Regions from separate parts of the Homo sapiens genome. Here regions 1, 3 and 4 are each linked to region 2. The links are chromatin loops, found by intact Hi-C in ENCODE. Cell type or tissue: Calu3. All regions are shown on one strand. Region 1 has its middle 180 kb from the start of AGR3. Region 2 overlaps LOC107986772 (a long non-coding RNA gene). Region 3 overlaps LOC105375170 (a long non-coding RNA gene). Region 4 has its middle 100 kb from the start of AGR3.

Region 1 (8,000 bases), 69 kb after region 2:
CTTAGCACTCCCAAGATGGTGGCGGACCACTCCCAAGATAGTGGCGGCCACTTCCAAGATGGCAGCAAGCCTTTTGTTCCCTGATCTGGGGTTCTTGGCCTCACGGATTCCAAGGAATGGAACCTTGGGCCATGCGGTGAGTGTTATAGCTCTATTAGAAGCCATGGATCACAGAAGAGAACCGTGGAACCCAGCAACTAGTGTTCAGCTCAATTGGGACGAACCCAAGGACTTAGCTGCGCAGGAACAATGGTGAGCCTCTAGTCCTAACGGGAGCCACAGCGGCTGCCTGGCTGGATCAGAAACGCAACGGACACCCTGCCCGATCTGGAGGGGTGGATGGCAGCGAACAGCAGTGGTGGACGGTGAGCGAAAGCTCAGCTTGAGGCAGAACAAACACGGACCAGAAGAGTGTGCAGTTGCAAGATCTAATAGAATGAAAACAGAGCTCCCATACAGTGGGAGGGGACCCAAAGGGGGTTGCCCACTCCTGGCTCAAATGCCTGGGGTTTATATCCCAATCATTGTCCCTCCCCCTGTGCTTTCAGATGACAGATGATTTGATTATTTCTTTACCTCCTGCATTTAGCCTAACTGGTATTTTAGTGAGCCCTCTTTACTACCTGATTGGTCGGGTGTGAGCTGAGTTACAAGCCCCGTGTTTAAAGGTGGGTGCAGTCACCTTCCCCAGCTAGGCTTAGGAATTCTTAGCCTAGAAAATCCAGCTAGTCCTATCTCTCAGTATCACTGAGAAAAGGATGCAAAATATTGACCAATTTTTTCAAATATGGAAGTGTTATTTATAAAGAGGATTGCGATACATAAAAAGGAGAAAATCTGGACTAAAAGAATATTGGTACAAATGTACAGCCACATGTACTCAATTCTACATTGCCTGGCTGGTGGCTAGCATTAACACAAGATCTGAAATCTGTGCAGAACTCTACTGGTATGCCATGGAGGCTCATTTTATAGCTAAAATGTTAACTGGCAAAGCATTGCTTAGAGCACATGGGGCGTGAGAAAACTCATGGACAAACAGGTCATGACAACATAAAATGAAGTATTTAATAGGAAAATATTAAGCCCTCACTTATATATTTGAAATATTCTCTACTTACTTTCTACACAGAAGTTTTAATGATCTGGTTGCTAGTTATAAGGACTCAACCATTGCCTGGGAACTTTAGGTGATTCCTAACAGCCTGGCTACTTGGCAACACCACCTTGCCAGCAAGGAGCCTCTCTAATGAAGCTGACCTTCTAAAGAAGATTCTAGTCCCAGTGCTAGGATCATGCATGGGGATGATTCAGCTTATTTCTCCTTTTTCCACAGCAGCCATCTTTTCTTAGTTTCTGGAGAACTCTCTAAGGCACACAATAAAATGTTCAGCTATGCTCAGATATTTCTGTCACTCTTCAGTGTTTCTTAACGTGTCTACTATGGAATCCTAGTCCTGTAAGATTCCCTATAGAAGGAAGCAGGGGAGGGGCAATTTCTCCTTGGATAAATAACTTTAGAAAACATAGTGTAAAATGTCCCCTCAAGTGAAATTTCATAATACAAATTAGTGCATTAAAGATCTGATACTTTGGGTCTGCACAAAATTATTTTTTAACTAAATTTTTATTTGGTTATTAACCAAAAGCCTGTTAATACCCTGGGGATTAATATCTTGCATACACTTTGGAAAATATTTTATCATATCCTAGAGCTCATTCACACATTTTTTTGCTTCTACTCCTAGCCGTCCCTCCAACCAGAATAGAAGTTCAATTCTCCTTGTCCTCTCTCCTATCTGGAGTTTCTTCTCCAGAAACCATTCTTTCCTTCCCTTCTCCAGAGTCATGATCAGATATGACCTAATCACTGAATTTTTCTTGGAAACTTTTACTACAGATGCTTATTTTTTTCAGAAGTTTAGAAATAGATTGGGGATTAAATGTAAACATGTTTACAGTTTTGTGGTTGCAATGATCCCTCTTAATAGATTACAGGAAAATACATAGGGTATGTAATTTAGCTGCCAACTGAATCAACATTGTTAGTTCTCCTTAACTTTCATGGGATATAAATTTGGAAGAATAAAGATTAGTAAGCAATTTTATTATAATATGTGTTTACTAAACTTATGACTGCATATTTGTATCCAGTTTTAACACAACTAGCTTTAAAAATGGCCTAGGTATTCACTGTGCTAAAGGACTATTGGGTTTTCATGAGTTGCATTGGTTTTTCCATACCTCAGTGAATATGATCATTTTTTTCATAAGCTCTATAAAAGTTATTAACATCTGAAAAGTACAAATATTTATCTTATGTCTAATTTCTGGGGCTCTGAAATCCAACCCCTTGCTGTGAGTCAACGCTCACCTTTTGCTCTGTGACCTTTGCAAAGTTAACCTTTTTGCCCTTGGTTTTCCAATATGAAAAAATGGTAATAATACTAATATAAACCTCCATAAGACTGCTAAGTGAATTACAGAAAATAAACTCAAAGGGCTTGGAATATTATCCAGAGAATGGTAAGTGCTTAATAAATGTTAGCTATTGTTACTATGAGGAAAGTGGTATAGATAAAATAAAACTCATTCCAATGTCCTCCTGCAAATGCCTTCTCTCTTCTCCTTATTAGAACTGAATGGCCAGAAGTAGCAAGAAGTTGATTCAGAAATGGAGGAAAGCAAAAAGTTTGTCCCAGCACACAGGCACAGATAATCCACTTGCCCAAGTCATTTGAATTAGGCATGATAGCAAATGTCAAGAAATGCAAATACACAAATACACATGTATGGAGAGGCAGGGAGTTATTAGTTTCTATGAAAACTGAGTAACTTACCCATGACATCAATGTCAGTAAGTGTACACTGAGCAAATAACAGGGGACGGATACTCACTAGAGAATTTAATTCTCTCACATCTTTCTCTCTTTGATAAAATGGTACCTTCAAATTAAGACCTTCCCTGATGACTCTATGTACAACTCCAATGCCTCTTACACTTCCACATCTTATTTTTTTATTGCATTAATCACTTTAACAACTATATATATACATATATATCTTATTTATTCTATTTAATGTCTAGCTCCCCCTACTTGAATATTAGCTTCATTGCACAGAGATTTTTTTTCTATTTTTTAAAGCTATACCCCCAGCACTTAGAACAGTTCTTGGTTCATAGCAAGCCCTCAGTGAATATTTGATGAATGAATGAACAGTAAGTCCAGAAGTAGGCTTAATTAAGGCAGTAGCTAAAGAATATTATCAGAGTAGGTCCTTTTCATCTCTGCTTTGCCATTCTTGGTGCTGGCTTCATCCTAAAGTAAAACTTTATGGTCATGTGATAGCTGCAGCAGTTCTAGGCAGCATATCCTGAGAAGACAATGACCAGAAAGAGAGAGCCAGAAAGTCCCTTTCAAAAGAAAGACAACACTCGCAGAAGCTCCTAATAACTTGACCAGAATTTGACCACTTAAACGAATTAGTGTTAAGGAGAAATGAATTTCTTTAAATATTAGACTAATCAGAATTTCCTCTTAAAATGAAGGAAAGGGCCCAGCTCTTGAAGAGGTAAATACTTGAACGAATTTGGGGCTCCATGAGCAAAGAAGAAAGCCTGGATGAGTGGGTAGAGAGTGAGCAAATAACTGTGTCTGCTACCTCCTCAGATCTTCACTTCTGTGTACTACTGAAGTGAGTTGCAGTAAGGCTAAAGGCTAAAAGCTTTTAAAACAATTTCAAATAATACCGCCCTTCACTATAAACCAAAGCAGAGCTACATTCAGGAGGAGTTAACTGGACTACTTCAAATGTGAGCTGATTTAGGGAACATCATTCAACTAAGGGCAAGTAAAGTGAGTTTTCATTAATATTTGTGTCCTACTCTCTGGATGTTGGCTCTGCTTTCAGAAAGAGTGTGAGGGACATTGACCTAAATAAATCCATCTGTGAACTAATCTGTTCCAGGAATGTCCACTTAAATTTCAAAATGTATTTGATACGTTCATGTTATAAAGATTAGTTTGCTTTATCTTGAACATAAACAGCCCCATTTCTGTTGGCTTTTCAAGTGACTGAGACAAAAAATTAAAAATGGGTATTTTTATGGATGTGAGATGTGATGTGTTGAAACATTTTATTGGTTTAGATTCAGCTAGGTAATCTTCTGGCTTCTTTTTTGAAGTTGCATAGCAGAAATGAAAAAAATGAGGTTTATGAAATGTCTTCTATAAAATAAAACAGCATGATTATTTGCTCAAATATGCAAGTAAAACACTGAATTAGGGTTTTTAAGTGGCTGAACTTTATGTTTTTTAAAAATATTAATTTTCAATAATACAGCTTAATTATGAAATTTTCACTTTTTAAGCAATGATGATGTACTTTCTTAACCTCCATCTGCTCTTCGATTTTAGGTATTTTATCTCACTATCGTCATCTGCAAAAGAAGAAAGTTAGCTGCCACAGTGATAAAAGTGAAGTTAGTTCAGTTTACTAAAATGTAATACTTCTGATTCAACTTCCGTACTGGCTAGTATGAAATTGATGAATAACCAAGTCATTTTACATCTACCTGTTAAGGAAATATTGAGTGCTCTCCTAGACAAGTGCAGCCTTTTTATGCACCTGACCAGAGTCTATGAGTAACAGCTTTTACATAGGAACAAACACACACCCTGATATTCTACTAGGAATAACTCAGTATTAGTTACATTTGATGCATTTAATCGTCAAGCTACAATTGGGCCTTTCCTGATGGCTATTTACAAGTACTTTAACATTCCTCCCCACCTTCTAGAGTGCTCTGACTCTCTTGTCTGTTTACCTTTTCCCATTGCACCTATCACCTTTTTACATACTATACAGTTTACTAGTTTATTCTATTTTTTTATAAGTTAAAGTGGAAATTAGATGGGTGCTTTACCTATGTTAGCTATAGGCTGGGCACGGTGGCTCACACCTGTAATCCCAGCACTTTGGGAGGCTGAGGCAGGTGGATTGTTTGAGGTCAGGAGTTTGAGACCAGCCTGGCCAACATGGTGAAACCCCGTCTCTACTAAAAATACAAAAATTAGCTGAGCATGTTGGCACATGCCTGTAGTCCCAGCTACTTGGGAGGAGAATTGCTTGAACCCGGGAGGTGGAGGTTGCAGTGAGCCGAGATCGCGCCACTGCACTCCAGCCTAGGCAAGAGAGCAAGACTCCGTCTAAAAAAATAAATAAATAAAACAAAACAAAATAAAAAAGCTATAAAGGTGACGCATATTTAGTAAACAAAATAATCAAGCAGCAGAAAAAATGCCTCTTAAATATTAAGTTGACCAAAATTTTTGCAACACACAGACAACAACATTTATGTTTTAGGTTATCAGTATTGTGATTTATGTGATAGACTTAATAAATCAGATAGTAACAAATTTCTTGGTTCTACACTACGTGTCCTGAGATTTCCTGCTTGAAACAGAGTACTTCTATTCACTGACCTACATAATGAGGAAATTAAAAAGATGAAGGTGAATGGTCAGATCTGCAGAAGGCCAAGGTTTGAAGACCTCTTCAGGCAATAAAAAGGTGATAGGCGTGCTTTTAAGGACATGCTGCTAATATTACTCCCTAGAGGAGGGCACTCCAGCTCACCGTCACGTTAAAAGGTACCTCTGGGTGGGAAGCTGTCAAACTCTCCAAAAACAGCACGCCTCTTTTGTGCCTACAAAAATTGCTCATTTCATTCAAGTTCATGCTTAACATAATAAATGATAGAAAAAACATGAGCATTCTACATATGATATAGAATGAATTGCTTTATTGAAGATGACACAGTCAAAAGTTTCAGTTGGGAGAGAATGTAAGATCGTATTTCTTATAAGGAAAAGTTATCATAGCAAGAAATGAACACATTATGAGAATCTTCACTAAAACTCTACTTATCATTTGATTGAAAGCTCAAAGAAAATATGAGGATGCCTCATTATTGCATGGCTTAAGTAAAATGCATTGAGTGCATTGAATGCTGGGACACCCTTAAGGCCCTAAGGCAAGGACTTCACTGCTGGTGCCAGGATTAAGGTGTCAGATTCAACATAACCTAGAGCACATAGTGCATTCACACTTAACCTTCTGGTCCTACGTTTCCATAAATGTAATAGAATTATCCAGTTCCCTTTTGTTTTTGATCATTCTATATAAGTAACCACGTAACTTGGATCCATTTCTTCAAGTTCTTATTTACAAACAGAATAGTAGTAAATTTTATCTGAGTAAATATTGATCTTGTTCCTATAGCAAAACATCTAAAGTTGTAATTTTTCAGAGTATTCATTTTCAGATTTAGGGAGAAACGCTCTATAATGAAGAAGGTAAAAAACAGAAAGAGGAAGTAACTGAAATTAACTATGTCTTCTGAATTTTTTTTTTTTTTGAGATGGAGTCTTGCTCTGTTGCCCAGGCTAGAGTGCAGTGGCACGATCTCAGCTCAATGCAACCTCCACCTCCTGAGTTTAAGCGGTTCTCCTGCCTCAGCCTCCCAAGTAGCTGGGATTACAGGAGCATGCCAACGCATCTAAATTTCGTATTTTTAGTAGAGATAGGGTTTCACCATGTTGGCCAGGCTGGTCTCGAACTCCTGACCTCAGGTGATCAGCTGCCTCGGCCTCCCAAAGTGCTGGGATTACAGGTGTGAGCCACCATGCCCAGCCATATTCTAAAATACTTTAATTTTGTCTTTTGGTGACTTCATTTTGTCCTTGAATATAAAAGGGTCCATATGTGTAGGGAACCAACAGACAAGCAAGTTTGCCATGATCTGGTCAAACTGTATTCAGTCAACTAATATAAAATATAATGCTCCGGTGGCAATCAGATAGATAGTTATTCTTTCTGTGAGCCCACCATATGGGATTTAGAGTATTGGTCCCCCAAATCATGAAATATAAGCATGTAATCTCACTCTCAGTAAGTAGTAATCCTTAAAAGTATCATTGACAACAGTAAATAAAATGGAGGAAAATCAGGCATACATATTGTGAAGTTAAACCAACCAAAAAAAAAAAAAAAGATACCATTTAAGGACAGCTGTAAAATAATCTCTCCATATAAAGTAGCCCTCTGTGTGAAAATACAGTAAGTCTTTTAAACTGCAGCAACAGAAGATACTAAGACCTCTGTTATTGGAGGTGTTCAGTAATAGGCTTAGTGACTGATCACTGAGCAGGTATAGAAACAGATTCAAATACATTTAATAACTGGGTATCAGGAATAAACAAGCTTTAAATTCTCTATCTCTTAAGAGATTACAATTTAATGACTATTCAAATTATTTATCAATAATCTCTAATAATTTCCACCTAAATTTGAATAGGCTATTTTTCCCCAAATAAACCCATAAAACAAAACAGCAAAATTGGGGCAACTAAGTACACAATGTTCTATCCCATGAAAAATAAATATGCATACTTTATTTCTTTGATGATTGTTTCAGTTCCCCTAATCCAGCTTCTGTTTCTGAATTTCCTCTATGACTTTTTGGTCACAGAGTCAGTTGGTGACTCATCTCCTCATTTCTTCTTGGAAAAAAAAATAAAAAGTGGTTTATCGTTGTGTGGCTTATATCACCATTTTTTTTCCTCTATTTTCTATGTGTCTTTTTACTTGAAATATATTGAGCTTTCCTTCAATTAAAAAAATTATTTTTACCTGTTCAAAAAATACCAGGTCTGTTGTTTTCCAAAATTGGCCCTTATAATCTCTGTACTTTTTGACATGATTTGTTTAACAGATTCTGAACCTTGATTCTTGCATCCTTTTATAATACAGTATTTCAAAGATTCATAGAATATTACAACCGAAAAGGAGAATTTAGCCCAAATACCACACTTAACACACAAAGAACTCAATACTTGGAAAAGTTAAATAGCTTGGTTAAGCAAACATCTACCAAGAGAAGAAGGAGTACTCAGACTTCTTTACTTTAATTCTAATATTCTTTCCAGGGCACAATA
Region 2 (8,000 bases):
AGATTGTTATCCACCCAAAAGCCCATAACCCCCTTTTAACCACAAGGTTAAACATCAGGCCACTTCACTAGATGCACGTTCTCAGCTTGTGCCCATCTCAAGTACCATCACTGTGGTCTCGCCTGGTACTCTTTTTGTTTTTTTTTCCCACAGTGGCCAGACAGGCCCTTTTCCGATTCTCCATACACACTTGAGAGTGGATTGTAATGTTGAACAAGGAAGAGAGATAGGAAAAAAAAAAAAAAAAACTATGCAGCCTAGAACATTGCTTCTAAACATGTCCATGCTCACAGATCTGCCGGGGTCAGACTCCTCATAGATGCAGCTCACCTGACTTCTCAGGAAGCCCTCAGATGAGTTTCACTAGTGATGGGGCAAATTGAAACTGCTACATATTGAGAATGGGAACTGGCTCAGAGAGTGTGGATTTCTCTCTTGAAGTCTGGTTTTCACTCTGTCATTGACTGAATATAAATGTGTCTTGATTTTCTGTGTGCACCAAAGAATACTTCCCCAACAGTTCACTCTGCAGCTTTCTGTCAGTGAAAACCCAGACCAACAATTAAGAAAATGTCCCACAAAGGGAATTAATGAGAAGAGTTTCCTCCTTTCTTGGCTCCAGAAAACCTGGCCCAAGAGAGCTGTGTCAATAAGTCTCATACATTTCGGTTTCTTTTGGTGGGGGTGGCAGGAAGGATGTTGGTATATTTGTTTTCTATTGCTGCTATAACAAATTATCATAAACTTGGTGCTTAAAATGGCATGACTTTATTATAGTTTTGAAGGTGAGGAGTCTAAAATCTGTTTCACCAGGCCAAAAGTCAAGGTGGTCAGCAGGCCTGGGTTCCTTGTGGAGACTCTGTGAGCAAATCTATTTTCTTGCCTTTTCCAGCCTATTCTAGAGGCTGCCTGCATTTCTTGGCTCGGGGCTGCCTTTCTCCATCTTCAAAGCCAGCAACAGAAGGGCCCCACCTTCTCAATGCTGCTGCCATGTCTGATTCTCTTCAGCTGGCTAACTCTTTCCTTTAAAGGACTCATATGATTAGATTGGGCCTACCTGGGTAATCCCAGCTACTCTCCCCATCTGTAGGTTCTTAACCTTAATGACATATGCAAAGTACCTTTTGCCATGTAAGATAACATTCACAAGTTCTTAGAATTACAGCATAGTTATCGTTGGGGGCCACTGTTTTGCTATCACACTGCAGCATTTTAGATTTAAATACATCTGCAATTACTCCCTGCTTATCACCTCCCACAGGCCTTTCAAACACATAATCCACAAAATTAGCCTTCCACCTGATGTGCTTCTTCCTTGTTTGCAGGTATCATCTCCATCCAACAACCTAGTTTACAGATTGAGAATAGTTTTCTGTAATCCTTCATTAGATTGGCAAATCTGCTGATTTTAATTCCTAAATATCTTTCCAATCATTTCATTTTTAAAATAAAATTTTAAAAATTTTGTATTTTGTATATTTAAATTTGTGTATTTTGTATATTTAAATTATGCAAGATAGCATTGAGATACATATATAGTAGAATGGTTATTATAGTGAAACAAATTAACGTATCCATCACCTGACATAGTTACTCTTTTTTTTTTGTCTATGGCAAGAACAGCTATAATCTCTCATTTAGCAAAAATAATGAATGCCATATACTATTATTAACTATAGTCCTCATGTTATACCTTAGATTTTTAGGCTTGTTCATGCTACATATCTTCTATCTTGTATCCTTTGACCTATATCTCCCCATTTCCTCCTTCCCACCTTGCCCTGGTAACCATTGTTTTATTCTTTATCTGTATCATTGACCTTTTTTATTCCATGTATAACTAAGATCACGCAATATTTTTCTTTTCTGTCTGGCTTATTTCATTTAATATGTTTTCCAGGTACATTCATGTTATGGCAAATGACAGGATCTCCCTTTTAAAGGTGGAATAATATTCCATTGTGTATGTATACATGTATATACACACCACAGTTTATCCATTCATTTGGCGATAGACACCCAGGTTGTTTCTATATCTTGATTATTGTGGCTAATGCTGTAATAAACATGAGAGTGCAGGTATCTTTACAAGGTAGTGATTTCATTTCTTCTGGGTCATATTTCCCCAATCTATCCCTGCCTTGCATCTCCCCTACAACAAACTACCCTCATGTAGTTTCCATTTTCCTCAATAGAAAGTATTTCTTGGTTAATGGTGTCTGACATTCATTAGCTGGTGAAGCTGCTAATGAGACTGATGTACCTGTTTGATTCACTCTGATGGGCTTACAGTCCAGCATAGAAAACACAGATTAAACAAATACATATGGGAATGTCCTGGGAGAAGACATTGTTGATCTTTCTAATCATGTATTCCCGATTCAGTTTTCAAACATTGAGGTCCAAAATTTATGACTCTCTAGAGAGATGACATCATGCCAACTAACAGAAAGCAGTCAAGAGTAATTGTGTGTGTGTGTGAGAGAACGTGTATGTGTGTGTGTGAGTGCATGTGTGCCTGTGAGCATGTGCGTGTGAGAGGGAGAGAGGACTTTTCCCTGATTCTGAAATACAAAAATAGAAAATAAGACTGTTAAATGTTAAATATGGCAACTTACTTTTAATAAGATCAAACAAAAATGGACTTCAAAGCCTATCTTGATCACTTGTTGAAATGGAGTTAAATTACAGATTTTAATGCCTCACACTAGATTGAATGAATCAGAATGCCTGGGATGGGGCCTGGAAATATGCATCTTAAACAAGCAGTCCATGAGTTTGTTGTGCACATTAGTATTAGGGAATTATTAAGCCAATTTCAACTCACCAATACTCCATTCCTTGCATTTTCCAGCTTTCAGCTTCTGCAGGCTGCCCGCATTCCTCGGCCCGTGGCCCCTTTCCACGCTCAAGTCGCATCCTACTGACTTTCCCATCGACATAGCACTCATTGGCCATAGCTGGCAAAGTTTCTCTGCTTTTAAAGACTGGGGTGACTAGATTGGTCCCACCTGGATATTCTAGTCTAATCCTCTCACTTCAAGGTTCTTAATTTAATCACCTCTGCAAAGTCCCTTTTGCCATCTAAAGTAATATATTCATAGTTTCCATGGATTGGGAGGTGAACAAAGTGGGTGGAGGGGGACATGGTTCTTCCTACCAGACTACACACTATATCTGTAGAACCTTGTCTCAGCTGCTACACATTAACCACCCTGTTAATCATTCCTACATTCTTTTTACCCAGGTGAAAATGAGAGTAAAGAGAAAACTTTCAGAAAGCATGCTGAAAAGACTTTACCACTCAACACTCCATCCCAAATGGAGCTTTACACTCAAAGGGAAAACACACTTTCCAATATTCTACTAGCCCTCTATTTGACTTCTAATCCTAATAAATATTTAACTTAATATACAAGTGTAAATGGCTAACAGCTTCATAGTTGGTAATTCTAGGTGCTTCATATGGCTGTAAGAACTTAGGATATTTATTGTCATAAGTTATCAAATATCTGTCGTGTGTTGGATATCATATAGAGATAATAGCTTGTGTTACAGTAGATGGGCACTTTAATTTGGATTATTATCTTTATACTTATATCCTACAATCAGCACAAAATCAAGCACGAAGACTATCACACAGAGTCTACAATCCTTATTTTAACATAATCTTATCCTGATGTACATTGCCATCGGCTTTTAAATGTCTGAGCCTTATTTGCTTGTGTTCCATTCGTGACATAGGTTTTTGTTGTTTGTATTAATTTTAGAAACTCACTAAGAAGTTGTGGAATGAAGCATAAAAAATATTAAACTTCAGATGATGAATTTTTTTGAGAGAACAGTTTAACGAGACAGAGCAAGGGTAAAAAAATAAAGGCATGTGGCTTAAGACATGCTTTATTCTCAACAAACTGCCTGAGGGATCTTTGTTTTTGTTTTTGTTTTGTTTTGTTTTATAGAGATGGTGTCTCACTATGTTGCCCAGGCTGGTCTTGAACTCCTGGCCTCAACTGAGTCTCTCACCTCAGCCTTCCAAGGTGCTGGGCATGAGCCGATATTCCCAGCCCAACCAGAGTTCTTTTAGGGAAGAAGTAACTCCTGACACTTGGAAGATACCACAGTCAAAGCAATAGAAATGATAGCGCAAAGAAGTAAAAACTTCCAACCTCACGGCAGGCTCCTTGTTCTTCACAAAGTTCCAGCTCTCCACTTAGGAAGCTACATAATGACATACTGTTTTCATCACACATGCCTGCTCAGAGATAAACAAACCAGTCCTGATGTGCATTCATGGAAAGATCGCCGTATTTTCAATTTGGTCTTTTCTGCTTAGTGTTAAGAAGATTAATGAGATGTGTGTTGGTTGGTTTCTGTTGGAAGTTTTGTGAGGCAAGTGCAAAGAAGTGTGCAGCTACACTTCCTATAACCCACGAGCACCAAAGCAAATTAAATTAATATCAGGAAGTATTCGAACAAAGATATTTTTCTAAATGAAGTGTTCTGAAATAACATTATCATGTTCCAAAAATCATTACGCTGAGCCCTAATCTGACATTTTACCACGTAAAGATCTCTGCTGAGAAACATAAAAGAATGGGCTAACAAATTCTACTGCCACATCAGTTTCATTTTGTTATAAATCTCTCTAAACCTACCCCATGTCATCTAAAAGCATATTTGGAGAGAGGAATATGTTACACCTGTCTATTAAACAAGATACCAGAAATTTTCCCCCACATACATTGCTTAATTAAAGCTCAGATGTCTTTCCCAGGGCTGACTGTATTATTAGAGAATGCTTTTAGTAGATTCTCACATAGTTGGTAAAGGAATCTGGATGTTGACCTAGCTGTGATGTAACAGTAGCAACAGAGGGTGTCAGACAGCAGGGTCAATTTAACAAGGAAACACAGCTCATGTTACCAAAGGGTTTCTGTGTTTGCACACAATTCCTCTGGTGACTTCTCAGGCAAGCACCTCCGTAGACATCCTTTTTAACCCCCTGTGGTGTTTCTGATACTTAGCTGAGTAACAGAAATAAACAGAAATCTCTTCATTTTCTCTCTCCCTGACCCTAACCCCTCATGCTGCATGCAAAAGTATAATGTAGCATATTAGAAAGAAAAAATATCAAAATTTCGGGAGAAGAAATTGATTCAGCAAAGCTGAGTAGAGGCTAGGGAATGAGAGAGAAAGATCACAGTAAACTTACCTATTACGAACCTTCAAGAGAATGTAGATGCCTATTAAACTGGCATCTCTACTCCTAACTCTTGCGTGTCCAAATCTATTCTTCCAACTGCCATTAAACATTCACAGGTAGAAGTCCTATAACAGATATTTATCCACAAGCTAAAATAATTATTTTTTCTCCTATTAATTTTTTTTCTATTTATCCTATTTCAGTCACTTTTATCATCTTTCTTCCCAGGTTGGACATCTTGGAACCATCTTTTACTTTAAGGCAAAATGTTTATGGGACTATTAATTTCTTCTAGGTGTTGTTCAAATTTTCGTAGTTTAGGCCCATTCCAAGAGCTTAATAACTTCACAATTGAGCTTAATATAGTAGACCAAACTGGGAAGACTTATAAAAAAAAAAACACTTAAAAACATAAAATAAAGTTTCAGAAGTACTGAAACTATTTAGAGGTGGTTGGGAAGTGAAAACAAAAGTCATCAATATCAATTATATTGAAGATGTTTTTAAGATGTTGGCATTCTTCACACATGCAAGTACCTTTGTTATTTTAAGATATAAACCCCTCTAACAGCTGTTTCCTTTTTTTTAATAGTTTATACTCCTCTGAAGACTTTACCAAAATCCTTAAATATAATTGCCATAATGACATTGCTTTAGGGTATATATAATTCTTTACTCACATAAATCCGTCTTTGTTTGTGATCTGCACTCCTCTAATGCAGATCACTTAGACAAGTGTCTCCCTGTTCAAGAAAGCAGCAGGCAGAAAGCAACTGTGTCATTCACTTCCTAGCCACCATCCTCACTGGGCATGTCTCTCAGCCCGTTTTCTGTTCCTTGTAACAGAACACCTGATACTGGGTAACTTATCAAGAAAATATTTTTATAGTTATGGAGGCTGAGAAATCCCAAGGTCAAGGGGCCACATCTGGTGAGGGTCTTCTTGCTGGTGGGGATTCCCTGCAGAGTCCTGAGGCAGTGCAGGGCATCACACGGCGAGGGGGCTGAGGTGCCAGATCAGTTCTCTCCTCTTCTTATAAAGGCACCAGTCCCATTCCCACAATAACTGTTTAATCCGTTAACCTCCTAAACCATTAATGCATGAGTGGATTAGTCCATTCACGAGGTCAGAGCCCTCATGACCCAATCACCTCTTAAAGGCCTCACCTCTCAATACTGCCACATCTGGGATTAAGTTTCAACATGAGTTTTAGAGGGGACAAATACTCAAACCACAGAAGCATCTCTGCCATTTTACCTCTTCTATGAGATGAAGATCCATTAAAACAATTTGGTCTTTATTCAAAGAAGGGTGACCATGTTGCTGTGCTGCCCTCAAGGACAGAGCAAGTGAAAATAGCCCAAACGATGGAATAAAACTTCCAAATTTTATTTGCATTTTAAAGATAGTTTTCCACATCGGTATTTCAACATTTAGCCTATTTTTGCTTTGCAGTGTGATACAAATATACCTGGAAGCAAAGAGATGGCCAAATTGTTCTCTCAATAGTCCTTCCTTTCTACTGATTTCCTGCAACTATTGATGTTACTGGAGATGGTTAATATCAAATGGCATTATGGGACCTATGGCACACAATAAAAAGTATTAGTTTGGCCAGGCACGGTGGCTCACGCCTGTAATCTCAGCACTTTGGGAGGCCAAGGCAGGTGGATCACGAGGTCAGGAGATCGAGACCATCCTGGCTAACACGGTGAAACCCCATCTCTACTAAAAATACAAAAAAATTAGCCGGGCATGGTGGCAGTGGCCTGTAGTCCCAGCTACTCAGGGGTCTGAGTCAGGAGAATGGCGTGAACCCGGGAGGCAGAGCTTGCAGTAAGCGGAGATCGCACCACTACATTCCAGCCCGAGTGACAGAGTGAGACTCTGTCTCAAAAAAAAAAAAAAAAAAAAAGTGTTAGTTTGCCAAGAGCAGATTCAATAATTCTGTTTCCTTGTAGCATACGGGCACATTTATCCTACATTGGAGAAGGCTAGTGCAGTCTACCATGTGGACAAACATGTATTATCTTGGATTCTGGGAGAGCATCTGTCTAGGGTGAAGCAAAAGGCAGGACGTGAAGGGAAGTATCTCTTCCACGCCACAGGGGAAGACAAAAAGAAAAAAGAGAAGGATAAAAATGGAGCGTGGCTTAACAGATTTGCAATTTATTATCTGATTTCATCTATTTTCCATACTGTGTCCTTATTCCAATGACCTATTTTATATCTTTTCAGAGCATGATAAAAGTGTCATATCTAATGATGCAAGATGGTAAACAGCACTCTTCTCACTTGTCCAAGACATGTGAATGCTGATTTTTTCCCAGACAATTTAGTTACACTGCATGGAGAAGAAAGAACATTTCTTTAGTTCTTTTCACTTAGATGGAAAGATACAGCCAAAATGTTTCCTTGGTGCCCAACAAAAAGCAGCCAAAAAGTTTTTTTTTACAATGCCTTTTTGCACATCCTCTTTCAGCTGTTACATCATTAGAAGGTTCGAACACTACAAAATCAGCAATTAAAGAGCCACATAAAATTGCATCAAGATGCTGATCGATTCTAGGTTGCTAAGAAACATAAACTGTATCCTTTGATGACGTTACCATACTGCAAATATGCCCAAACCCATACATATCTCATAATCTCAGGATAATCCAAATTCATCAGTGTCACCGCCAATATTGGCCTTAATGCCAAAACTGCAATTATAGCGAACCTAAGGGAAGATCTACCATATAAGAAGCTACTACCATATAATTCTCTAATACTGAAATAGAAAGAATAAAG
Region 3 (8,000 bases), 120 kb after region 2:
TCTCTTTCAGTCATTGAACCTGAATGGGTTTAAGGCAACTAGACTACTTTGTCCCCACTCTAGTCAGGTCTTGTGGGCAGCCTCAGAATTGATTGTGCTCCTTCAAGAATTTTCACGCCAAAGGTGTTGCATACATGGACGATGCTTCCCCAGGATGCACACCCCTCCTTGTGAGATAGCTGAGTATAGAAGAATCAACTGACCCAAGATAGAGAAACTATCTCCTCCTCCCTGCCAGGCATACAGAAATAAAGGACACCCATTTTGCTGATGTAAAGGACATGAGTGGAGTGAGGCAAAGGGAAGAAATCAGGACCAGTAGCCCAAATTGCAAATAAATCCTCTTAATTAGGCCCTTATTAGTGGAAAACTAGAAAAGTGTAATCTGTTACCAAAAGGAAGAACTTGTTCTAACATAACAAGAACACCAGCATAAACATATTGTTCTGCTCTCAGCAATGCCTATCAGTCCCCACCTCAGATGAGCTGCAGAAAATCCTTCCTCCCTGCTCTCCCATCCTCTGCCACCCTCCTCTATAATCTAACCTCTTTCAGCCACTGGCTCAAGTTCATAGTGAATCATCCACCCACTTTCCCCTTAACACTTGATGTCCTTTACTCCTCAAGTAGGAGAAAAGCATCGAAGGGAACAACCTTTGCTGATCTGGCCTCGGAAAGACACAGCAACAATGCCAACAATTGATGTCTTGATAAGTCTGACCACCTTATCACTAGCATAATTCCAGTGAATTATGACGCACAGTCACTTCATAGCTTCTCCATTTTACCAGACCCTTTTTTTTTTAATTATTAGGAGACAAGGTCTCAGGAAAGGAGTGGGTAAAACACTTATCTCCAGAAAGCCAGCAAGAGGGAAGAAGGAAGAAAACCCCATCCTGCATGGTATGATGCTGAGATTCCTCACATATCTTCAAAGCATCCTAAGAAAGTAAGTTTGAGTATCTGTGGGCACTTGGGCTTCAAAGAACAAACAAGAGAGGCAGAATCAAGGGAGTTCACAACTCTCTTTCATTCTTACATTATAACATTTATACATTCATAGACAGCAAATGAAGAGTCTCACACACATCATGTTTAGGATATAGGTCAGAAAGCTGAGACACAAAGATGTCAACCACTTGCGTATTTCTGACTCTTAGTTCTGATTCTCAGGACTTAATTTTTGTCTTTTGTTAATGCCCCATCCCAGAGTAAGGTCAACTGTTTCTTCAGGGCCAAGGGACTGTGGGTGTCCAGAGAATGCTCAATTGGAATATTTTTTTCAGCTCTTTTATTACACAAATGAAATACTCTTCAACAATTGTTGGGGGGTGGTTTTTTTGTTGTTCTGAAACAACTCCAGTAGGCTTTTTAGCTCTACAAAGTCCCTCCACACAAGTGGTGATGCTTGACATTTCAGCTCCAAGAAGGTAAAATTGCTTGGTGATGAAGTTATTAATGGTGATGTTGAAGTCAGAGCTGCACCTCTGCAGACCAGGTTATATTTGAGGAAAATATGCTTAGCTAAAAAAAGAAGAAGAACAGTGATCAGATACGTCAAGGTGTCTGCCCAACCTCTTGGCCTGGGTCTCATGACGGAGTTGGTGAGATTCAGAAGGCAATGAAACCATTTTCATCGAGTGCATAAGCACAAGTAGATCTGTCCCTGAGCCTGAAGGGCAAGGAAATCATGGGTTTTTACAAATTTAGTTAGTATCTGGCCACTTTAACAAATTTCTACTAATGCTAATAACTCTTCAGTTGATTTTTTAGTGCACAATCATATTATCTTCATTTAAAGATAATGTTACTTTATTCTTTTGAAAAGTTGTACCTCCTATTTCCTGCCTTATTGCTTCAGCTGTAAGTCAAGTCTCTGCATATACTTAGTTTGAATGATGAAAAGGGTGTTGAGATTTTTAAGTTGTTTTGAGAAATATGGATTTGAGTACAAAATGCTGAAGATAGAGAAACTGAAGAACTATTGTAGTAGTTTAGGTGTGGGCCAGGTGAAGTGGCTCACACCTGTAATTCTAGCACTTTGGGAGGAAGAGGGAGGCACATCATGAGGTCAGGAGTTCAAGACCAGCCTGGCCAACACAGTGAAACCCCGTCTCTACTAAAAATTAAAAAAAATTAGCCAGGCGTGGTGGCGGGCACCTGTAGTCCCAGCTACTCAGGAGGCTGAGCCAGGAGAATTGCTTGAACCCGGGACGTGGAGGTTGCAGGGAGTCGAGATCATGCCACTGCAGTCCAGCTTGGGTGACAGAGTGAGACTCTGTCTCAAAAAACAAAAAAAAAGTTGAAGTGATGTGACAATGCATGAAATAGGATGATTGCTAAAAATATACAGAGAAGAAGAAATAGCTATAGAATATTTTAGATTTAAGAAGAAGATCAGCTGGAAAAGATGGGTAGGCAACAAAAAATAACTCCAGATTTTTAACATGCACTATGGTTGACTAATGGAAAATAACCAGGATTGCTATTATTTTTATAGACACTAAAATGTATGACAACATAGAAATCTAAACAGGGAATTTAAAATGTTAAATTAATCTTACTTCTTAGTTTATAAACAGTGTGAAGTATGCAGATCAAGAGAAACATTTAAATATTCTACCCCATCTCCATGATCTCATACAATCTTGCTAATACCATAATATCTCATATTAATGAGATTTGTATAAAGCTTTCACACTATATGAAGTAATTACACATATGTTATATATAAAAATGGTTCCTGAGAGATTGACACTAACACCTCCTAAAAATAGTTACACTTTAAAAAATATTTTCTATGATCTCAGTTGAAAATTGCAATCCATTCTTTATTCTCTGTGCAAACTCCATTCTACCAAACCTGATTTACCAGTGGCTTTTGTATGCAAACATCTTGTTCTCCCCTGTTCTATATATCCTTCCCCTTTCCATTCTTGTACACAAAGTGAAATCCTAATTAACCTTCAAAGCAATCTTTTGCCATTCCCTTGAAGCAGGGGACTAAAGGGCAGAGGAGAAGAAATTGGGGGTACAGACAGCAAGTTTCTATAGAGGAGAAATGTCAGTCACCTTGCCCTTCCTGGGCATGTGGGTAGAGCAGAGGGTCAGGGAGTACACCAGCAGCTCCATTCCACAGCCCTTAAGGCAATCACAGGAAGTCACTATGTCAGTAAGCAAAGCACAGGAAACCGTATCACTGATGATACTAATGCATCTGCCTTGTTTCCATCCCCAAAAACAAAATAAAAATTGTTCCTTCTTCCCTCTCCCTTACTCTCCCCGACCCACAAATCTTTCCCATCAAGCCAAATTCATTTTCCTTATTTAAAGGAGGAAAAAACAGTGGCTTTTATTGCTTGTAAAAGCAAACCACAATGAAAGGTGCAATTCATTTTTCTCCATTCTCAATTTTACTGATGATTCTTTTGGCCAAGAAGAAATTTTAAAGAAAGCAGAAGAAAATTCTATGAAAAAAGTTCAACATAAAATGAGATAAATCACAAGCAATTAAATTCGTAAAATTATATCACTAAAGTTTTAATATCACTTCTATGATGAAGAATGAAGTTATCCAAAAATTTAGCAATTGCTCTTTGTAGGATAGTTTGTTCACTTTAATAAAGTGTATTTAATAGATACAATTTAAGTTCCTTTATGTTTCATCTATTAAAACACTGCTGAGTCTTTAGTGTAAACAAGACTGGTGTGACAAGTATATTTTTCCAAGTTGTATCCCCTCCCTTTCTATTCTTACATTCCATTTCCTTTTTCTAACTAACCTGCTGTTTTCAAATAGTTTTAAATGTTTTCACAACAGTTTGAGTCATTTAAGGTGTTTAAAGCCCAGATACGACATTCTTAGGGAGTACACAAACAAAGAAGGTAAAAGCATCATGTAAGTATGATGGGGAGAGGTGAACAACTAGCTTGTTAAACTGTAGTTTTTGCCTATTGTGAAGTGAGCACAGCATTTCTGACTTTATGGCAGAGGTTTATGGGCCATAAGCAGGAGCTTCTTTGGAATCAGACATTCATGATACTAAAAAAAAGCAGAAGCTCCTGAAAGTTAAGATGGAATTGTTATCACAGAGAGGTAGTCCCTATGATCTTGTTCACTATTAACAATTGCTGCTGACTATCCTACTGTTTTCAAATGGCCAAGGTGTCATTAAGAGAGTGAGGCAGGGAAAAGGAAGAGGATGTAGACCATGTTGATTAGAGTAAAACAGTTTTATGCACCATTTTTAGCAACCAAAGAGGTACCATGTGAAAAATCAATGTCTGTTGCTAGTGATCTTATCCCAGACTCTGATCTAATTTTGGCAATGTTAGAACAAAGCACATGCTGTCTGTATTGTTATTTGCTTACCCCATTCACTATGACAATACCAAAATACAGATTATGAAATAATTTTCCTTGGCATAGATTTTGAGAAGTATTTTTTCCCTTTTTTTAGTTTCGAGACATTGAGCTTGGGTAACTTCTCAGAAACTGTGCTCCCAGGAGTAGCAGCTTATCTGACTGACACGGGGTCCTAATATCCATTCTCACTCATCCTACCCTGTGGGTACTTCTCGACATAGTAAATCACTCATGGTAGGTGACAAAAAAATCCCAGTCATTTACATCTGTTCAACAAACATTACTGATAGTGTTATGATATTTTTAATATAAAAGTAGTGATGCTGTATTCAGCCAACAGTGAACTTATTACATCTAATGTACTGAAATCCCTTAGCTCCCCCTATAGGAAGGGTTGGATTAAAGTAGCAAGTAAGAGACGACAAATTCACATGCAAGCCCAATTTCATGGCAGAAAATAAAAGTTAAGGAGTCTGTTCTTCTTGTCCAACCATGTAAAACCCAAAATGCCAACTAAGAAGATTGGTCTTATCTTTACAGCTGCCTGATCCACTGAGTAAAAGAAAAGCACACCTTTGCTATTTTGCAGAAGAGGCAATTAAAAAAAAAAATCTCATCTGTTATCACCATTCTGTCTATTCCCCTATTCCCTCTACAGCTCAATATTAGCACTAGCAAAGGGTCTCATTGATGAAGTTAATACCCAGCTTGGGTTTCAGTCTCATTTAAGCCATTGCACTAAATCATTCATTCATTCAATGAACATTATTATGCAACTAATATATTTAAGAAACTCATAATTTCTCCTCTCAATGTTGGCTTTGAAATAGAGAGGTAGACTGGTATACACGTGTTCCAAACTCAGTGAGATAAGAGCTATAATCAAAGTGTGTCTAAGATATGGAATACTGTGGCACACATAGAAAATTGCATAGTCAATTCTCTGTGGTTGAGAAAAATGATAGTTTTAAGTTTCAGTAATATATCTGCTGATTTCTTCATCAAGTCAAACTGATCTGAAGAGCTTTTATATCAATATTTCCTTTGCATTCACACTGCCACCACACTAATTCAGACCATTATTACCAAACACCAAAACTATATAGTCTCTTAAGTGTATTCCATGTTATCTTTCTTTTTCTCAGTACTCAGCAGAACTGTGAGTTTATCTTCTTGTATTATTTTTTAATGTCTCGTTGAATAAAATCACGAATGCCCCATCCACATCATACATAATTTGAATATAGAAATGAGGCTAAATACTTGGACTTCAGAGCTGTTACCATTAATCTAGTTCCCTCTTTTATTATTAAGGGTTCCATCATAATAACCCAATTGTTATAAATCCAATTAAAAAGTTACAATGCAATATTTGCTTAATTCAAAATCAAGAGGTATTACAGCACTCCAAAACACCTCCATGCCCATAGTTTACACCTTTTCCATTACAATTTTTCCCTCCTTGCTAGGGATAACCAGCAATGCTGAGTCTGCTATTAGTCATAATCTTGCCTTTTGTGGCAGACACTTTTGGGCTGTGCGTCACAATTCCTCAGTCCGCCTCTAATTGCAATCACAGCTCTGTTGGACAGTTACCTGTAAGCTCAGTTAATGCTGACAATGCTGCACCTGAAGTGCTTGGCTTGCAATCTCAGCTTTTCTGTTCCAAGAAATTTCCAAGACCACCACATATAGGAAGGGGAGTTATCACCCCAGAGTACAACCCCCTCACAATGGTAAATAGGAGCTGATGGATAAATTCCCCAACCTCCTATTCATCAGACCTAATTCTGGAAGGCATCTGTCCAGCCCTCAGAGATCCTGGTGTAATACAACCTGTTGTCTTTATCAGTGGCCTGGAAAATACACACTTATATTGGTCTGCCTTTTTTTTTCTCAGTCTCCCTGCTTCCTAAGATCTCTTCTTACATAAACAATTTGCCATAAGCCTTTGACTCTTGTTCTGCTTTCAGGAAACCCTAAATGAAAACTTTTAAATAATTTTACCACTTATGAATGCAGTCACAACTGACACATTTACACCATTTTGAACTTCATAAAAATGGAACCACATCATATGAGTTCCATTCTATCTTGTGTCTTTAAATCAATATTATATTTGTGAAATTTGTCAATGTTGTGAGTGTATTTGTGTAGATCAGGTGTGTCCAATCTTTTGGCTTCCTTGGGCCACGTTGGAAGAAGATGAATTTTCTTGGGCCACATGTAAAATACACTAACACTGGCCGGGTGCGATGGCTCACCCCTGTAATCCCAGCACTTTGGGAGGCTGAGGCGGGCAGATCACGAGGTCAAGAGATTTCACCATCCTGGCCAACATGGTGAAACCCCGTCTCTACAAAAAATACAAAAATTAGCTGGGTGTGGTGGCGTGTGCCTGTAGTCCCAGCTACTCGGGAGGCTGAGGCAAGAGAATCACTTGAACTCGGGAGGCGGAGTTTGCAATGATCTGAGATTGTGCCACTGTACTCCAGCCTGGTGACAGAGTGACACTCCATATATAAAAACAAACAAACAAACAAACAAACAAAGAAAACTACCTAACACTAATGATAGCTGATAAGCTAAAAACATCATAACAAAATCTCATGTTTTAAGAAAATTTACGAATTTGTGTTGGGCTGCATTCAAAGCCATCCTGAGCCACATGTGGCCCACAGGCCATAGGTTGGACAAGGTCGGTTTCGATTATTCATTTTTTGTCTGTACAGTGGGGGCATTGGAAAATTTTTCTCTCAGGAATCCAACTATCCCCCCAAAAAACCTTAATGATTATAATATCAGGTGTTTCCTCAACAAAAATAACCAAATTATACCCTCCTACTGAGAAGCCTACATTCAACAAGACTCATGAAATTGCCTACAGCTTGCAATCAGCTCCTTAATGATACACTTGTTAACATAAACAGCCAAACCAAAGATTACTAAACTTTAGGCAAAACTCTAACATGAAAGCAACCCAAAATGGAGGTCATTATGACAACGCAGAGGGTAAAAATTTTACAAAATTCGTTATTATTCAGAAAAATGAAGGAAGATATATCTACAAACAAGAATAAAATTTTATTTTAAAATAACAATAGAAGCAAAAATCCAAATTATCTCTTAAAATTTAAAATATGATGGTAAAAATAGAAAACTTTAAAGAAAACATTAGAAAGTGGAAGGAGAGAGGAAGGAAGTGAGAGAATAGAGAGAGAGAAAGACAGAGAGGTACAGAGAGAGAGAGAGAGAAGAAAAGGAGGCCAAAGAAGAGAAAAATAAACCTAAAGAACTTATTTATGATGTCTAACAGGTGAATAATAAGGATTCAGTGAGGAGGGTATACAAATAAGCAGACAAAATTATCAATGAAATAATTCTAAAAATTATTCCAGAATTGAAGGACCCATGTTTTCAGATCAAGATGCTCCAGCTAGTAACCTGAACAATGGAGAAAAAGGAACTCACAGCAGAACATCTACCTGGAAAATGCAACCACTTTGGGAAAAGGGGAAATACTAAAAGTTTCAGAGAACAGAAGTGTGTCACATACAAAAGACCAACAATGAGAATGGCTTTTAACTTTTCAATATCAGCTCTAGATGTTAAAGACAATAAAAGAAAAATGATT
Region 4 (8,000 bases), 150 kb after region 2:
GATTTCAAGACAACAAATTATCAAGCATCTACTCTCAACTTAGTAGTGGGCTAATAGAAAGAAGAAAAATATATAGAAGAAAACTATAGGGACTCTGTATTCAAGAACCTTGTAAATGACTTGACAAAACTTAAGTATCATACATAAGCAAGGCAGTATCCAGTCCAATATATATAATTGGATAACATTAGCTATAAATACTGTAATAATTAGAAAAAAATTAACACATTACTATTAGTGGGGTTATTTGGCATAGGTTTATAAAACAGAATAAATTTCAGATTAACTGTAAGAAGAAAGAAATAATGTATTGACTTGTAAAGAGGAGAGGCAGTCAAAAAAAATCATTCCATCTTTTAGATAAAAAATGAGCACCAAATGGCTTTATCATGGTTAACATCGAGGTTAACCAAAATATGATCTGATTATCCTGAGTAGTTTGGAGACCTATTAAATTAAAAACAAATGCTTATGAAGAGATACTTTGCCAAATTTCTAGTGAGATTATAGCAGGATTACCACAAGGTAAGTGACTTTTTAAGATATTGAGCCACTGTATCTGGTCCCCTGACTCCTAACATCATCCCAAAGTATTTTTTTACCTACTGTTTCTTCATATTTGTATTTTCTGTTTCCCAAAATGACAGTGTGTTTAAGCTTTGCTTAAAAGGCTTAAAGTTGTATGCCTTAAGTTTATACAATAAAAAATCAATTTTAAAAAAAGGTCATTGAAAGTCTCTTTATGTGAAAGATGTAGCAATAATATGACATTTCTCCCATTTTCTTATAACTTTTCTAGAAACTAACACACATCCTTACTTTGTATAGTTGTATGCCTTGTTTGTGAGAAGTCTTTTTCTTCTAAAATTCTTAGGACTTCACCAAATTTGCAGTGTTCCCACTCATGTCATCTGTGCCAGTCATGTTTTCATTTTCAACACATTGTACATACACGGACACACATACCATATTCACTTGCCACAAATAAGTTTTAAGTTTAACACATCTTAAAAGAGCTTTCAATGGAATCAAAAGGAAAGTTAAAGAAAGCATAAAGCCTATTCAATTTGATTGTCTCATCATCTCTCTGTATAGATACTACTCTAATTTCTTCTAAATATGTAGTATATGATCCAGGACCTGTTATTAAAACTGGATAAGGCAAAACATAAAAATAAAAATAAACTGGATAAGGCAAAACACAAGCCTAGAATAAAGTGACCTGCATTTACACTCACAGATCTGCTAATGATTACATATCCTAAAAGTAACCTCTGAGAATATGCAATCATTATGTGCTCTAGAGATGCAGCTATTCTAAAAGAGAGGAGAGAGAGAAGAGACCTTATAAAATGAAGTCCATAAGTTTAATCTTCAAAGTTAAATTTTATTTTATTTAAATAGAAGTGAAACTCAACACTGGAGCTATTTATCATAGTGATCAACCTGTAACTAACTAATTTTTTAGAGACATCTGTAGTACCATTAAGGAGTCCTGTCAACTCTCTCTGACACTTGACACTCTCTCTTGACAACGTCTTACCCTAAAGCAGAAGATGGTAAACCAACTCACCAGTGTAAAAGATAATATTTGTTTGGAGTCATAGGCAATTTTTAAGAGAGACAGCAATAAAGAATGTTTTCTAATTTAAAATTGACATGGTTATTTCCAGACAAGACAGAGCAAGAGGGACTAAATTTATCCCCTCCCATGAAACAACTAAAAATATGGACGTAATATATGAAACTGTGATTTCCAGACATTGGACATCAGGCAGCATAGGACAGTGACCCAAGAGACAGGAAACAAAAAAAAAAGAAGTGAAGTCCCTGTCATTGACCCCGCTTTCTACCTGGAGAGAGTTTCTGGGCCACAGTTCGGGGAATAGAAACCCAGGAGGAGACTGGTAGAGTCCCAGAGCTGAGGAAACAGAGCTGGGAGGCCAAGACAGCTAGAGTTCATAGGCAGATTCCCAAAAGAAAGCCACACACAAGGGTGTGCAGAGGGTCCCTTTTGAGCCTTCAGCTGAATTCTGATCAGCACACAACTGAGGAGAAACTATGCAAGTCTAGCAAAAGAAGCCCCTCCGGGATCAATATTTGAAGATCACACGGGGACAGGTATAGACTGGGTTCCCACCAGCCCAAGTGGAGAAACTTCATAAGTCACAGGACATCAAATTGAGCATTCAGAAGGATATCACCTCAAGAGGCAGACAAATTAGCTCTAGGCTAAGGGCTGTTCTAATCCCACCTAACAAAACTTAAAATTTACAAGGTTGAGATCATTTATTTCTCATCCTTGGGGAGAACTATCTTTGAGAATCATCTGGTTCTTCAATCAATATTCGTTAAGTATTTAAAGATTGAATAGAGATTTTGACTTTGTCCAAATTTCAGCTCTGATTCCTGTTATACCCGTGCAAAGGAGGATATGGTGAGAATAGCACAGATGTGGAATAAAGTTTGAAGTTTTTTTCCATTTAGCAGGAGATGAATCCAACTCTCTGGATAAAGTCATAGGACCTAATGTCCCCATAAGTTCAACTTGTGATGGCAACATTGTAAACTGTGTACTTCCTCATTTTGAAAGGACAATGTACCCATTGTTCAGTAGTATTATTACATGGTTCTTATGCAATTATCCACATAATATAATTAAGGCACTATATATATATATATACACTATATATATATATAAAATATATATATACTATATACTATATATATATATAATAATATATATATATAATATAACAGAGACCATGCTGTTGATCTTTCCACCCATGACATTTGCTTACAGCTCAATTCACTATTAATGAAACCATGAATTTAATAAACTTAGTAATGTTGCCATCAGATTTGGAAGCTTGGTTTCTGAGGTTGGTCTCATAAACCTTTTGCTGAACAGAAATTTTTTTTTAATTGGAGGATTTCATAGTCTTATTTGGAAAACAAAAAACAAACAAAAAGTTGTGAATTCACTTAGGATTTCCCACCTGTTCTGATAAAAAATTATATATTCCTCAGAAAAACCCTAATGACAAAAATGCTAAATTGTTCACACTTGCCACCTCCAGCAAGCATGGAAGGGTGCAAGATCCTGTAGCAACATGGCTGCTATTCTTTGATTTCTGAACCCAGTTGCTATGGCCATAGAGTAACTTCTGACTTCTCTGTTAGTAGATTCTATTTTGAGAGACTTCTTGAGAAGTGGTTGGCTGTAAGATTTCAGGGGCTGCCTGGGTAATATTGGAGCCAGGTGCTTCTCTTCCCTGCCCTCTCACTACTGGTAATTGCTTAGCCCCCCTCACTGAGGTTTTACACAGATGACAACAAGCCTTTGGATGAAAACATATTCTTCTTTGTTATCTTTAACTCATAGTTATCCTTAGCTTAGGAGAAGTCACCGGGATGACTCTGACCATTATCCAATGGGGAAAACCACAACTTCTTGTGTCATTCCTGAATTCAACCATAAGCCAGATAAAGGCCAAATACAAGGAATATAGGAGGAAAAATCCAGAGATCACCTCTCTCTGGCTTCAGTCCATTTCAGCCCTTATTGAGTGTCTACCACTTTGAGAGTCAATGCAGGGAGGGAAGAATGAATTAGAGTCTGTTTACCCTTATCTGATATGGGCTCTGAAATGTTACTCACACCTGGGTACCTGTTCACAATGCTGGAAAGGTCTGTCTCCTTTTTCCTAGGTGATGCAACTAGCCCTTTTTCTTGCAAAAGGAGAGGCTCATATTAACTCATATCTAGTTAAGAATTCATTCCAAGAACATGAGATAAAAGGAAAAGTTGAGATCGATTCATCAAGCCCAGAGTTTAGAAGAAATTTCCAATTGATTTGAGTTTCTTTCACAGGTAGTTTTGTTTTGTTTATTGTTTTTTGTTTTGTTTTGTTTTTTGAGACGGAGTCTCACTGTTACCAGGCTGGAGTACAGTGGCGTGATCTAGGCTCACTGCAACCTCCTCCTCCAGGGTTCAAGTGATTCTCCTGCCTCAGCCTCCCAAGTAGCTGGTACTACAGGTGGCACACACCACCACGCCCAGCTAATTTTTGTATTTTTAGTAGAGACGGAGTTTCACCATGTTGGCCAGCCTGGTCTCGATCTCTTGACCTCATGATCCACCTGCCTCAGCCTCCCAAAGTGCTGGATTACAGGTGTGAGCCATGCCACCCAGCCCATAGGTAGGTTTTTTAAATGTATTTTTAAAAATCTGAGATTCTTTATAGCATAGTACCTTTTATAGTAAAGAAACTTTTATCTGAAGTGTAGCATTTTCTTCAGTTCCTTTCATTTCTTTCTTCTGTTAAATTGTAGTAAAATTAAATGTAAACTCATTATTTTAAAATAGCACTATAGTATGATCACATTTTTATAGCAAAGTCTCTGCCCATCTGCCGACCCAACTACCCAAATATATATATATATTTTTTTTTACATCTTCAAACTTGAATAGGGTTTTGGGTTTTCCTTGGTTTTTTATTTAGGATGATTTTTATTTATTTATTGATACCTTGCTATTCTCAAATTTCTATTCAAAATACAGCTGTTTCATTTTTTAAAGACAAGCAAAAAAAAAAGTAAAATTTTAAAAAATCCTTGTAAAGACATCAAACTATTTAAGGACTCTTTAGAAAATGTGTCCCTAGATTGCTGGTTCAAGGGCTGCAATATTGAGTGTAGATGTGGGTCTCTAGAAAGGTAAAACTAGCATAAAACCATTTTGAGAGAAGCGGCCACCCTCTCTTCAGATTACATCATTACACTTAGCACACACCAGTCTCAAACATGAGGACTCTCAGGCATTACCCCGTAACTACTGTCAAGCAATCTTTTCTATACATGGCCTAGACTATGATCCTAGCTTTTCCCTTTTAAAGTCCCCTCCACAAATAAAAACAAAAGGCTTTGTACACTACCCACTTATTAATTCCTACATGTCAAACAACAGTTTACTGTCCTAAATGCATGATGAATTAATCTCACAAGACACTGGGTAGCTGTGTCAAGCCTATTGCTATGGCACCCAAGAGACAAAGATTTCTGAGGTTGTCAGTGGTAATGGATATAGCAACAAATAGAAAGCACTTTAGTACTATACTGAGACTTTGAGACAACCAATAGAAAAAGCAGTTAGAAATTCAGACAAGCCTGGAAGCAAGGTGAAGAAATCCTGAGAGAACTATGTAGAAAAACAGAGACTATAATTACAGAATAAAAGGGCTTTTTTTCTGGATCATATTTTATTACCACCCCAAATGAAGCTCATAAAAATACAGAAATTTAGAGAATGTACACAAGCTTAAAGTGTGAAGAAGTGGCAGTATCTATATAATATTACTATATAATCAGGAGGTAGTTGTGGGAATCCTTAAATTTAGAAACTTATTTTGTTAATTCTGAAGATATTTTATTTGAGTGGCTTTCCAGAATTAAAAAAGAATAATAATTAGGAAAAATTGTGGTAAGAAGTGATAAAGAAAAAATATTGGTAAATATTTTATTCACTGGGTTACATTATGAAATTTTTCAAAGAGAAACAAACGTATGTCTGGATTCTGTACTAATAGAACCAAGTCTTGAATCACAGCAACATAAACCAACACCTGAGGACCAAACTATCTTTATAGAGAAGTAGCAGAAAACATGAGACAAAATCTGGATAGAGAAGTCAGATCATATGTTACACTCCAAATAAGAGTCTATTTTCAATGACCAAAAATAAGAAATAGAATAAAGTGATATGGTTCTTAAAACACCGTTAAGCTCTACAGAAAGAGCACCCAATATATTAATGGACTGTTGATTTTAGAACAAACAATTGTTGAAGTCTCCATCTATACAACACACAACTGTCCACAACAGGTACTGCCACCTATTTAATAGTATTAAAAATATGTTGGGTACCTGTCTACTTTGAGCTAGCTCTAAGAAAATTACCCAAAGTCACAGGGCATTCTCTTCCAGTTGCCCAACCTGTTTAAAAGTGGCTGTGAGCAGGTGGGGATAAAATTATGCTCTTACTGAACTCATGCCTCTCTGCATTTCCCACCCAAGTATGATTTCAAAGCATGTGAGAGTTTGTGTCTTTCATTTGCTCTCCTCCCCAGATAATTAAGATTTCGTTATATTTAGGAAAACTGCCTCCTTGGTCCCTTGTAAATTCCAGGAACTCTAATTTAAGATCAAACCTCTAAGGAAAAGTCCACTCATTTGTAAAGCCTTTTTTGTGTGTATGTCTTTGATAAAAAGTCTAATTGGCTCCATTTCTTTTTGAACATTTTGTTTATCCACCTAATTATCCTGGGAAAACTGACATGTTTACCAAGTTAAACTAAACAATTACACAGTAGAACAGACCCATAAAACAAGGACCTCAGGAGGAGCTGAGGATCTATTGGCAACTGGTTTGAGTTTGTCTTATTTTAAAAACATATCATATTCAGAGAATTAAATTCTCATAAAGGAAAGAGTACATCGTTAAGTGCAGCTATTAAGGCAAAGTTTGTTTTATGAAGTACGTGATCATGGTAGGTCCATGTAAATCACCATAATTAAAATGCAGTAGGCATTCATGTATTTAACAACATTTACAAGCTTGTTTTAATCTATCTTCTTTGAATTCAATCAGCAATTTATCTTTTAGATAGTTGATGCCCAGACTTGCTGCAGCATAGTGTCCTCTGCTGGTCACACTGAAACACTGCACCATGAGGAAAACAGAAAGGAAGGTTAAAAAAAAAAAAAAAAAAAAAAAAGAGTGACTGCGAGGGAATGGAAAAAGGAGAGAGGCAGAAAGGGAAGAAAAAAGGAAAGGAAAAGAAAGTAAATAAATATGTTAAATTGAGACATATAATCTTTAACCCCCAGGATACGGCGCACATTAAAAATATAGTGTGTTTGCCTCATAGTTATGGTTGCTTAGTAAATTGAGATTGTGCTTTCATTGGAAAGAAATGTTTGTCAGACTTGAAAGATTAAACAATAATATTGGATTGAAACTGTTCTGAAATTATTTTCTGGTGATGTCAAATTAATTTAGAAGATTTTCAAAGTTAAGGTGCTCAAAAATTACCAATCATCAGAAGATGCAAATCAAAACCACAATGAGATTACCATCTCACACCAGTCCAAATGGCTATTATTAAAAAGTCAGAAAATAACACATTGGCAAGGTTGGGGAGAAAAGGAAACACAACACAACTGTTGAGAATGCAAATCAGCTCAGCAACTGTGGAAAGCATTTTGGAGATTTCTCAGCGAACTAAAAACAGAATTGCCATGTAACCCAGCAATCCCATCACTGGGTATATACCCAAAGGAATATAAATCATTCTACCAAAAAGACACCTACACTCATATGTTTATTGCAGCATTATCACAATAGCAAAGATATGGAATCAACCCAGGTGCTCAGCAGTGGTCACTTGGATAAAGAAAATGTGGTGCATATATACCATGGAATACTACAAAGCCATAAAAAGGAATGAAATCATGTCCTTCACAGCAACATTGATGTAGCTGGAGACTATTATCCTAAGTAAACTAATGCAGAAACAGAAACCAAATACTGCATATTCACATTTATAAGTAGGAGCTAAATATTGGGTACTCACGGACACAAAGATGGGAACTACAGACAATGGAGATTTTAAAAGTGGGGAGGTAGTGACAGGAACAAGGGTTGAAAAGCTACCTATTGGGTACTATATTCACTACTTGGGCAACGAGATTATTAGAAGCCCCAACCTCAGCATCACACAATATACCCAGGTAAAAACCTGCACATGTACCCCCTTGAATCTGAAATAAAAACAAAAATTATATTCAAAAAAAAAAAAGAGGGAAGTTAACTGTCAATGAAATACAGTGACATCCTCTCCTTCCCATCGTGTCAATCCCCTTCCCCCAGACCAAGATTTTCACATTTTAATGGACATCAAGAACCTCCTAGGGAGCTTGTGAAAAATACGAATGACTTT

Evidence for each region. Hi-C counts contacts between places; a loop is a spot of excess contacts. Peaks named below come from ENCODE experiments on the same cell type or tissue, not always from the same donor. Only the 100,000 strongest peaks of a DNase experiment are listed, where the experiment ranks them.
Region 1: it touches region 2 in a loop (3-fold over the local background); 4 of 110 quality-filtered maps call a loop at or near these places.
Region 3: it touches region 2 in a loop (2.9-fold over the local background); 6 of 110 quality-filtered maps call a loop at or near these places.
Region 4: it touches region 2 in a loop (4-fold over the local background); 5 of 110 quality-filtered maps call a loop at or near these places.

What each region holds. Positions count from the first base shown.
Region 1 is chr7:17,058,286-17,066,285 of GRCh38, reverse strand. No RefSeq gene overlaps it. Among named protein-coding and RNA genes, the nearest start is that of AGR3, 180 kb to the right of the region's middle. In Calu3, CTCF peaks have their summits at 2,746 and 3,042; no DNase peak of the experiment used is centred here.
Region 2 is chr7:17,127,369-17,135,368 of GRCh38, reverse strand. All of the region lies in intron 1 of LOC107986772 (a long non-coding RNA gene), which reads right to left. LOC101927609 (a long non-coding RNA gene) reads left to right here. Exons shown (of 12, transcript XR_007060234.1): 12 at 1-457. Among named protein-coding and RNA genes, the nearest start is that of AHR, 170 kb to the left of the region's middle. In Calu3, no CTCF peak of the experiment used is centred here; DNase peaks (open chromatin) are centred at 2,493, 2,908, 3,148, 4,908 and 1 weaker place.
Region 3 is chr7:17,005,973-17,013,972 of GRCh38, reverse strand. The region is part of intron 1 of LOC105375170 (a long non-coding RNA gene); the gene reads right to left. It overlaps LOC124901595 (a long non-coding RNA gene), which reads left to right. Exons shown (of 4, transcript XR_007060239.1): 3 at 815-949. Among named protein-coding and RNA genes, the nearest start is that of AGR3, 130 kb to the right of the region's middle. In Calu3, a CTCF peak has its summit at 4,715 (motif pointing left); no DNase peak of the experiment used is centred here.
Region 4 is chr7:16,981,512-16,989,511 of GRCh38, reverse strand. No RefSeq gene overlaps it. Among named protein-coding and RNA genes, the nearest start is that of AGR3, 100 kb to the right of the region's middle. In Calu3, a CTCF peak has its summit at 6,689 (motif pointing left); DNase peaks (open chromatin) are centred at 3,691, 6,001 and 6,711.